Linked DNA regions of Homo sapiens: region 1 is linked to region 2. The links are chromatin loops, found by intact Hi-C in ENCODE. Cell type or tissue: thyroid gland. All regions are shown on one strand. Links, peaks and the distances in the headings refer to the core of each region. The heading gives the core; the rest is flanking DNA.

Evidence for each region. Hi-C counts contacts between places; a loop is a spot of excess contacts. Peaks named below come from ENCODE experiments on the same cell type or tissue, not always from the same donor. Only the 100,000 strongest peaks of a DNase experiment are listed, where the experiment ranks them.
Region 1: a loop joins it to region 2, with 2.4 times the contacts of the local background. A loop is called at or near these places in 1 of 110 quality-filtered maps.

Annotation. Positions count from the first base shown.
Region 1 is chr1:243,302,802-243,308,195 of GRCh38, reverse strand. SDCCAG8 (SHH signaling and ciliogenesis regulator SDCCAG8) reads right to left here. Exons shown (of 18, transcript NM_006642.5): 7 at 3,419-3,483; 8 at 19-207. Among named protein-coding and RNA genes, the nearest start is that of MIR4677, 41 kb to the left of the region's middle. In thyroid gland, for the core only: no CTCF peak of the experiment used is centred there; no DNase peak of the experiment used is centred there.
Region 2 is chr1:243,232,461-243,237,854 of GRCh38, reverse strand. All of the region lies in intron 1 of CEP170 (centrosomal protein 170), which reads left to right. Among named protein-coding and RNA genes, the nearest start is that of CEP170, 20 kb to the left of the region's middle. In thyroid gland, for the core only: no CTCF peak of the experiment used is centred there; no DNase peak of the experiment used is centred there; H3K27ac peaks cover 2,368 bases.

The DNA.
Region 1 (5,394 bases), core at 220-5,219, 70 kb before region 2:
GCGTAGAAGCATACTTACTTAACCAGTCTTTCGATGGTCTGCATATGAACATTAGTATGGGTTTGGGAAAGAACAGCTTCATGCTGAGCACATTTCAAACAAAGACCACCAACACGGTTACAAGTATTAGCAGCCAGAAGAAATTCTTTATGCTTTAGTTGCTCTTTAAGATCTTCACAAGTTCTCTGATATTCAGCTAAGTCGTTCCTAAAAAGAGGGTGAAAAAATTCTAGAAAATGGCCAGGTAAAATTACATGACTTTAAAATGAATCATCATAATGTTAACTACTACTATCGTTTATGGGTACTCACCTTATGCTTTAGTTTACGTCCAATACCTTATTAATTTTTACCACGACCCTGAAACTTTGGTGTGGTGATTCTAATTGACACGTTGAATATGATGAGACTGGAATAAATTACATAATTAGCTTAGGTTCTTGTAAGATTTTAATATAGATTAGAATCCGCCTGACACTGGCTCTCTTGTCCCAGGATCCAACCTCCATTAATGTTATATTAACCACAAAACAAAAATAAAACTCCAAATATAAATCCCAAATCATTTTCCTTAAAAAAGGGGTGGGGTAATATAAGACAACATACTTGAGGTGAGGAAAATACCCTATTTCAAGCATTAATCTCTTAAAATTTTTAGAGTGTCTTAAAAGTTCACATAAAAAAACATGGATTTTTATCCTTGACTAGTTTATTACTGCCCATTTTTCTTCAGGAGGAAAACATTACTGTTAGATAGATAATTATCTAACGACAAACTTCTACAAAGATCTGTTTCAAAAGAAAGTAAGTTACAGAAGGAAGTTACATAGAACTTGCCAGTCATAAGATTTCAGGGGTAGTAGCTATTAGCTGGAAACATACAGGCTGCTAAAGAAAGGGCTGGGGAATGGTGGGGGTGGGGGTGGTGTGGGTGTGGGTGTAGTTTTTGTTTGTTTTTACTTTATCAGCTCACCTCTGGATGAGGTTTTTCTCCAAGGTGACTTTTTAAGGATTAATTGACTAGTACATGGGTTGTATTTTCCTACCTTATCCCAGTAAAGCTGCGCTAAAGTCACCTTGGCAACTGAGCTTCCTTGCCTAGATGGTTCTTTTGTACTTCAAAAAAAAAAAAAACAAAAAAAAACTTTCTAGCTGAAAAATGAGACTACTGAAGGCAGGAACTTTATCTCCATCTCTGTCTACTCTCTGTTGTCATTGTCAAAGTCTCCACGCTCAGGTGCTGTGGCCATCTTAACTGGCTCACTGTCACAGAGGAGAAGCCAACAGCCTGGCTGTCAGACAACTGTTGAGATTTTGGGGGCTTTCAAGCAACGCAGGAGAGGCATAAAAGACCCACAGGCAATCTAAGGGTTAAAAAAAAACTTTGGAATGGCATTCCAAAGTTGAGGGGAAGAAAAATGAGCTGCGTCTACCCTATCCCCAAAATAATAACACCAAGATGATAAGTTTTCTTTTTCAATATCATGTAGGGAATGTCTGACTTTCAAAGGCTTTATAAAAAGAACTTGGGAAGCACATTCCAAAGTCAAAGGGTCCCCATTACTAATTTTGGTCAGCTCCAAACTCAAAACACTCAAGTAGATTTGGTTACTAGAAATGGCAAAAGAGAAAGTTAAAAAGAAAGTTGAAAAGAAGACTGATTTTATTTATTTATGAAAATGCCTCTTTAAATAATCTTAAATTATAGTAAAAGAAAATGAAGAAACAGAAGGATTCAGAGAACAAAGTCTAATTCATTACAAGTTGGTATTTTAATGTAATTAAAGATGAAATATCTGGATTCTGAATGAGACAAAATAAGTCACATTCCCTTAAGTACAATGATCTAGAAATACATCACTTTAAAAACTAAAGAATCAAGTCGTAAATAAAATCAAAATAAAATAAAATAGGACAAAAAACAAGAAAGCAAAAATTAGAGTATTTTTTAAATGTTAACATTTCTTTGTAAAAAAGTAAAAATCTCTAAGAGAAATCCTAAAACTAATCAGGGTAATCTATGAAAAACATAAGAACATTTAAAAAATAAACAACCATGTACAGTGAAAGCTATGAGTTCCAGCTCGGTTTTTTTTTTTTTTTTTTTTTTTAGATGGAGTCTCCCTCTGTCACCCAGGCTGGAGTGCAGTGGCATGATCTTGGCTCACTGCAACCTCTATCTCCTGGGTTCAAGTGATTCTGCCTCAGCCTCCTGAGTAGCTGGGACTACAGATGTGTGCCACCACACCCAGCTAATTTTTATATTTTTAGTAGAGACAGGGTTTTACCATATTGGCCAGGCTAGTCTCGAACTCTTGACCTCAAATGATCCACCCGCCTTGGCTTCCCAAAGTGTTGGGATTACATGCGTAAGCCACCACAATCAGCTGAGTTCTGGCTCTTAGTATTACTCTAGTTATGTCTCTAGATAGGCTATGGCCTGGAAGATTTTAAAATTTCAAATTGGACTTATTAAAATAAAATTATAAACAATATTTCAAAGTTTATTTGATTTAAAATTACTTCATTACTACTATTTAAAAATAATCTTTAACAACAAAAATATTAATTCCTGCTGTCTTTTTCTACTCATTATACATAAATCACTAATGGTTAATCTATAATATATAGGTCTTACTGGGATCTCTAATAAATAGATTCTATAAAAAGTACATGAATATTCATCATATATACTCAAATTCATCATGTATACAAATACTCAAACTATTATATTATCATTGCAATTTTAAAATTAGATGAAGACTATCTACAGAGAAAAAATACTAATAATTTGAAAACTAAAGTGCTTTATTTTCATTATTTTACTTGAATATCATAATTTCTATAAGAGCAGTTAGTGATTCTTATTTCTTTTTTTTTTTTTTCTTTTTTGAAATGGAGTCTCACTCTGTTGCCAGGTTGGAGTGCAGTGGCGTGGTCTCAGCTTACTGCAACCTCCGCCTCCCAGGTTCAAGTGATTCTCCTGCCTCAGCCTCCCAAGTAGCTGGGACTACAGGCACGTGCTACCAGGCCCAGCTAATTTTTGTATTTTTAGTAGAAACGGGGTTTCACCATGTTGGCCAGGATGGTCTCAATCTCTTGACCTCGTGATTCGCCCGCTTCAGCCTCCCAAAGTGCTGGGATTACAGGCGTGAGCCACCGCGCCCGGCCGTGATTCTTATTTCTACAAGAAAACACAAATATTTTACAACTGATGAAGAAATGGGAACGTGATTTGGAAAAGAACTCAATTTTAGGCCTTTCATCCTTTAATAATCTGAGGAAATTTTTTAAAGTGTATTAAAATGTCATCAAGTAAGTCTGATAATGACTAAAACTAGAAGTTCAGCAAACATTCAAATATATTTTAAGATCATTATGCTTTTGGTATGACTATAAATGGACGATTTCACTTTACCTCAAAAACTTCAATTGGGATTCCTCAATTTCACACTTTTCCTCATAAGTAAGTTTTAGCTTCTCCTATAGAAAAGAAAAATAGAAGTACATTTTTCTCTATGTCCTGTATTTTATAAGTAAACTTTAATTTTTAATATTAAACTCAATTTTTTTCTTTTTACCCAACGTGGGGGAAACATGTCTTCTTAGAAAATATTTTCCCTAGTCCACTTGAATTTTTCTATTTTTATTGTGTGAATGCCTGCAAAGAACCGCTGAGTCATAAAATTGATTTTCTTTGTCTTTCAAAATTGCATATATCAGGTCTTATCCCTAAAAGTGTGACTCTGGGGAAAAACAGTTATAACCCATAAGGTCCATGAGGGCAAAGATCAAATCTTATTAGAATCCTTCATTGTGGCTGTTGAATATTTGACATATAATAAATATGTGCTAGATGAATGATCAAAAGTAAAGTTTTATATCACATGATGATAGACTAACTCCTACAAGCCTCTGTTGGTATCCAGTTATTCTTTCATTCAACAAATATTTATTGTGTATCTAAGATGAAGGTGGCTTGAACTGCAAGGAACTTACGAAATATCCCAGAAAGGAATAGAAAAATGAAGAATTTCAATTACAGTTGACCCTTAAATAACATGGAGGTTAGGGTCATTGACCCCTGTACAGTTGGAAATCCATGTATAACTTTTTTTTTTTTGAGACAGAGTCTCACTCTATCACCAAGGCTGGAGTGCAGTGGCGCAATCTCAGCTCACTGCAACCTCCACATGCTGGATTCAAGCTATTCTTGTGCCTCAGCCACCCAAGTAGCTGGGATTACAGGCATGTGCCACCACGCCCGGCTAATTTTTGTATTTTTAGTAGAGATGGGGTTTCATCATGTTGGCTAGGCTGGTCTCGAACCCCTGGACTCAAGTGATCTGCCCGCCTCAGCTTCCCAAAGTGCTGGGGTTACAGGTGTGAGCCACTGCGCCTGGCCCCATGTATAACTTTTGACTCCCCCAAAACTTAATTACTAATAGCCTACTATTGACTAGAAGACTTAACAATAATATAAACAATTAACACATATTTTGTATGCTATATGTATTACATACTATATTATTACAAGAAAGCAATCTAGAGAAAAGATAATGTTATTAGGAAAATCATAAGGAAAAGAAAATAGTATTTTCTACTCATTAAATGGAAGCGGGTCCTCATAAAGGCCTTCACCCTACCATCTTCACATTGAGTAGGCTGAGTTGGAGGAGGAAAAGGAGGGGTTGGTCTTGTCTTCTCAGGGATGGCAGAGGCAGAAGAGATGCAGGAGTTAGGAGGGAAGGCAGGAGAGGCAGGCAAACTTAGTTAACTTTATGGAAACACGTGGTAATTTCTGTCTCACTTTGTTATGCTCTTTAATTTCTCCAAAAATGTTTCTATATGATATCTATCCTTCTTCCATTTGCTTTAGTTTCAGTGCCTATATTATAGAAGGGTCCACGTCATAAAAGAAGTCAAAAGCAGTCTTGAATAATCAGAACCCTTCTGCCAGATTATCTCATGTCAATTTGTTTCCTGGCACTGATTCTTCTATGTCTTCTTCCTCATTTTCTGGCACTGGTTCAGGAGCACTCATCTCCATCAACTCATCTTCTGTTAAGTCCTTTGTGTGGTGTCTATTAGCTCTCGAATTTCTCCAAGATCTCTATCTTGAAACCCTTCACTCCCAACCTTTTCCACCACATCCACAATCTCTTTCATGATTTCCTTGATTGACTGTTGTAAATCTTATAAAGTCATGCACCACATTTGGACAAAGTTTTCTCCAGCAGGAATTCATTGTTATGGGTTTGATGACTTTCATGGCTTTTTCTACAACAATAATGGCATTTTCAATGCTGTAATCCTCTCACACTTTCATGATGTTCTTGCTACTGGGGTTCTCTTCCATTGTGTTGAAAATGCTTTCCATAGAGTACCCATATG
Region 2 (5,394 bases), core at 102-5,101:
TGGCCCACTGCGACCTCCACCTGCCAGGCTCAAGCAATTCTCCTGCCTCACCACCCCCAGTAGCTAGGATTACAGGCACCCGCCACAAGGCCCAGCTAATTTTTTATATTTTTAGTAGAGACGGGGGTTTCACCATATTGGCCAGGTTGGTCTCGAACTCCTGACCTCAGGGTGATCCACCCTCCTCGGCCTCCCAAAGTGCTGGGATTACAGGCGTGAGCCACCATGCCTGGCCTATAGTGATACTATCTCAATTAAATTAAAATACAAAGCACTTTATTTTCTTTTGATTAGATTAAAATTTTCTTTTCCAGCATGCATTATTTTATCAGCTATTCTGCATGTTTATATACTATAAGTATGAGGTATTTAACGAAAGCGATCCTTAAGGTAAATAATAGTGTCATTTGTTAGTTTGAGAGCTGAACTAGCTAGAGTGCCACTAGCCATATATGAATATGTAAATTTAAATGAATTAAAATTAAATGAAATTTAAAATTCATCTTTTTAGTTGTATTAGCTGTATTTCAAGTGCTCAATAGTTAACACATGGCTTGTGGCTAATGTATTGGACAGGAATATTTCCATCATCACAGTCTGTTGCACAGTGCTGGTATAGAGATATTTATAAAAATTATAATTTAACATGAAGATAAAAAGAAAAACTGCATAATTTAGGCTAGTAATTAGCAACTTACTGTTATACAGTAAAGTGTGTTAGTGATATATTCACTAAATACATTCTTGCTTAAAATAGACTCTGAGACGTTTCAGTTTTCTACACTTTGAAGTTTCAATTCACTTTTCATATGTTATACTGATAATGCAATGGAAATGATTTGTACCCACCTCCCAAATAGTTAATGTATAGTGAATCAGAAAAGGTATTGAAGATGAACAGAAACCATTTTTAAAGGGCACAAGAATTAGTGATATGCTAAAATTAATTGCAGACACATGGCAGAGAAATTGTTGTCCTGCGTGAGCTAAGAACAGTGAATCAAAGCATTTGACTTTCAGGATCGTAACAGACCCTTAACCCAGACTGCTTTCCTCCCATTGTCACTCCCTCCTGTAGACAGTTTCAGGTCTTCCAGACAGCTTTGTGTGGCTTTTCCTGCTCCTAGTGCTCTATGATCTGACAGTTTTTTAGATTTATAGTTATTTAGTGAACCTGGAGATAGTTTACTATTCTTTCAGAGTCTAGGTTTCTAATCCATGCTATACCCCAGTTTACTAAATTTCCCTCGTTTCTCTAGATTGATCCGCTGATTTTTGGCCAGCTGATTTTTGGTTTTTGGTTTTAATAACTGATTGATTCTTTCTTGTCTGTGAACTTCTCGAGGAGAGAATCTTGGAGCCTGCTGGTGGCCAAACAGGAGGCTGAGAAGATTGAAAATAGGCTGAAATTTACATGAACTGTCAGCATTTATTGCCCAAACAGAGTGTTAGAGAACTCGTTGTTAAGTTAAAATATATTGCATATCATCATACTCCAACTGTAGCCAAATCCGAGACTGGCAGAATCACCTGCATCATTTCGAGGTATATTTAAGAAAAATACAAAGGAGATAGTGATTTGTGGGAAAAGCCCCATATTTGGTAGCTGAAGGCCCAGATTTGAATCTAGGTGGTTCCTGTTTATACTGCATTTGTAACCTTGAATAAGGCTTTAACTTTAGTTTTCTTAAGGGAAAAATGTTTCTTGAATGCTTGTTTTGGGAGTTAAATGAAAGAATGCAAGTATTAATAGAAGCAATTAGCACAGTTACTGGCACAAAGGAGGTACTTGATAAATGTCTGAATCTAAGTCAATTGATTTTTTGGTGTAAAGCAACAAAATTATGCTTTAATGAGGGTAGTACAGTTCTACAAAAGCAAACAAGTCAGACTTTACGTGTTTCATAAACTGACAGGGAAAACCTAGCAAGAATTTTTAATGCCTAGATAATTTATGGAAAAGTATAACTTGTTTTTTCTTAGGTATTTTCTTTAAGCACTTTATTGAATGTTTTTTATGAAGAAATCTTTAATTAAATCACTGGCTTGCTAGCTTTTCCCATCAAATCTAAATCTTCTGTTAAAAATATATAATAAACTCAGACATAGAATATGTGGTGTGGTATTTGGAATGTCATCTTCACTTATTTTTATGAGAATTTTTTTTTTTTTTTAGTTTTAATGCTATATCAGATTTAAGTTGCAGCTTATATTTTTTCTTTAAACCTATTTGCTTTAATTGCCTTTCACAAAAGAATTAATAATGTATATGGCAGATGATAAAGGTAAAATTTAGAGTAGTCATTCCAGAATAATCATGAGTGTATGAAAGCAGAAATTTTCCCAGTAATGAGTTTGTTCACATGAGCATGAAACAAGTATCTTGGTAAGTATCCAAAAAAAGCACAGCTGTGGATTTATCCTTTTGGAGTAACTATAAAACAAGGGTGGAGATTTTAAATAAATGAATTTTTTCCAAGAGTATATTTCATTATGTGTGCCAGATCAAATTAATTATACAGCAGAGCTGAATTTTTGAATATGTTCTAAGCATATGTCAGTTTCTCAAAGATATTTCCGTAGACCACCCCGGCCTGAAGAGCACCACCCGAGTTATCCTGTCCTCTTTGTTTTTTCATGTTTCTTTCTTCCCACTGCCCCTGAGGTTTTCTTATTCATTTATGTAGCTATTTGTTTATTTTTGCTGCTGTGAGATTAGGAACTTTTTCTATCTTGATCCATTCTCTTTCCCCAGTATCTTATAGTGCTTACTACTTGTGAATGAAGAAACAAACTGGGTTTTATTTTATAGTACTCTATAAAATGGGGTCCTCATGTGTAACAGTATATAATGTTTATGTCCATTTTCTCGAACTTGAAGAATTTTTGTAGCTAAAACCAATTATGTCTATATACACACCTATATGTGAAATTCTTAGAACAGTGCCTGATTCATATTAAGTAGTCAATAAATGCTACCAATTATGAATAAAACCATTTGCTTTTATAATATATGATTTGCATTTTACTTGATCCTGAGTTACTATGATGTATGTTTGGACTTTATTTGATAATGAATCCTTAGTTGAAATGCCACCCCTAATTATTTCTTCATTTTCAGAAATACGTGGCATCAAAAGACAGACTTCTGGTGTTGAGGATATATTTTCTGTTAGGGACTTTTTAGGGGTGAAAATGTAAAATAGGATTCCTGAATTTATACATTTGTTTAAAATTGTATCTTTTAGATACTTGGTATGATGGGGTAAAAAGACATGGCATAATTACAGATGCCAGTTGATGCAATGCCTTAGTGTGTTTATTTCAGTTGATAAGCTTTACTGCTGGTTCAGATTACAATTTTGTAAGGTGAAGTGTATCACTTTTAACCCCCCTTTGTTTAGATTTTCATTGATTTTATTAAGAAAACCAGATCATCTTTCTCCTACGATTTATTCTTTCAGGAAACAAAGCTATGTCCTGGGCCAACCCCATGGAGAATATTGTCACCCTTTCATGCCTGTTGGTACCAAAAGAAAAGTTGTCACATGGATGCCTAAGTAGATAATATCTTATTAAAATGAGAAATGCATAAGCTAGAGAAAAGCATTTCCTACTGTGTAGACGATAGTCCTAATGTGAGGCCAGCTATTTCTTTCTCTACTGTGTAGACCGATAGTCCTAATGTGAGGCCAGCTATTTCTTTCTCTGCAATAGCAGGAGTTGTGGGGTGAGAGGAGGTTTAATCTTTATAAAGCCATCTGGTGATGAATCAGCCAGCCAATTGCCAGACCATAAGGATAGACTGCCCTTAACATGTGTTTTAGCTCAAGTAATTGTATACACTGACTATCATTTATAGAATAATGATTTTTTCTCAGGCTTAATAATCTGAGTAAACCAGTTTCTTTTTATGGGTGATATGGTGCACTATTTTGTAGTTCTCTTGTTATACTGTCATATATCAAGTGCACTTACTTATTATTGCCTGTCTCAACTTAAGTATTATAGTAATTAACATCATTCAGACCCCTCTTGCCATCATTCCTCGATTTGAATGATATGTGAATAGGAACAACGTTTTAAAATATATATATATATATATATATATATTTTTTTTTTGAGATGGAGTCTTGCTCTGTTGCCCAGTCTGGAGTACAGTGGCGTGATCTTGGCTCACTGTAAGCTCCGCCTCCTGGGTTCACACCATTCTCCTGCCTCAGCCTCCTAATTAGCTGGGACTACAGGCGCCTGCCACCACAATCGGCTAATTTTTTGTATTTTTAATAGAGACAGGGTTTCACCATGTTAGCCAGGATGGTCTTGATCTCCTGACCTCGTGATCTGCCCGCCTCGGCCTCCCAAAGTGCTGGGATTACAGGCGTGAGCCACCGCGCCTGGCCTGAAATATTTTTAAAAAGCAGTAAAATGTATGTAATTTTAAACCTGTGTAGTGAAGCTGTGTGCTCTGCTCAATAGCTGCAGAGTTTTTCTTTGTTTCATGTTTATTTAGAATGTAAAACTTAGATATTTACATTTTAGTCCATTAAATCATGAAAAGAACTCTGATTTAGCAGGAAAGTCAGTTTTTAAAGTTAATGATAGCTTTAAATGTAAATGTAATGATAGTTCCATGTAAATGGAACTGTGATGCTGGGCCAGTGTTCACATCCATCTGACACCCAAGTGTCTGAGCTTTCAACTTTTCTCAGATTGCTAGTGAAAACAGCTTTATGTGACAAAAAGATAAAGAATAAGAAAGAGACAACCGAAGAGGACTATAACTAGGATTTTTTAATGGCTAGATTGAATTGCTGTCAAAGGTTAGATGATTAATTTCACCTCCTGCCCCTGGAAATTTCTAGGTTATCCTCACTTCAAGACTTGTAGCAGCTCCAAAGCTACTCATTCATTGAAAAATAGCTTGTCAAATGCTCACTGTAGATGAAACATTGGGGTAGGCTCAAGGGATACAAAGATGAAAAAGTGTCTCTGTATTTCAGCTCTGTGCTGGTTTAGAATGATACCATCCCTACCGTCACCATCCATGTCTGGAGTAATGACAACCTCCTGTTGTTCTAGTAACACCCTAGGTTTATCTCTGTCATGGCATCTACTACCATTCCCTGCAGTAGTGAGTTCCTTGAGGCAAGATATTTTTGTTTGTTTTATCTTTATGTGTCCTTGATCCTCAGAGTGTCTGGATTCCGCAGGCTTCTCAATAGCTGTTGAAAGAAGGGAGGAATGGAGGAAGACAGTTTTGCTGCCTTCAAAGAGCTCATCAACTTGAGGTGTAATCATATCGTTACAGTATAGAATTATTAATACTAAAAATGATACTTTAAATTGTAGCATAATGTTTGAACAAAATATTGTGGGACTACAGAGAAAAGT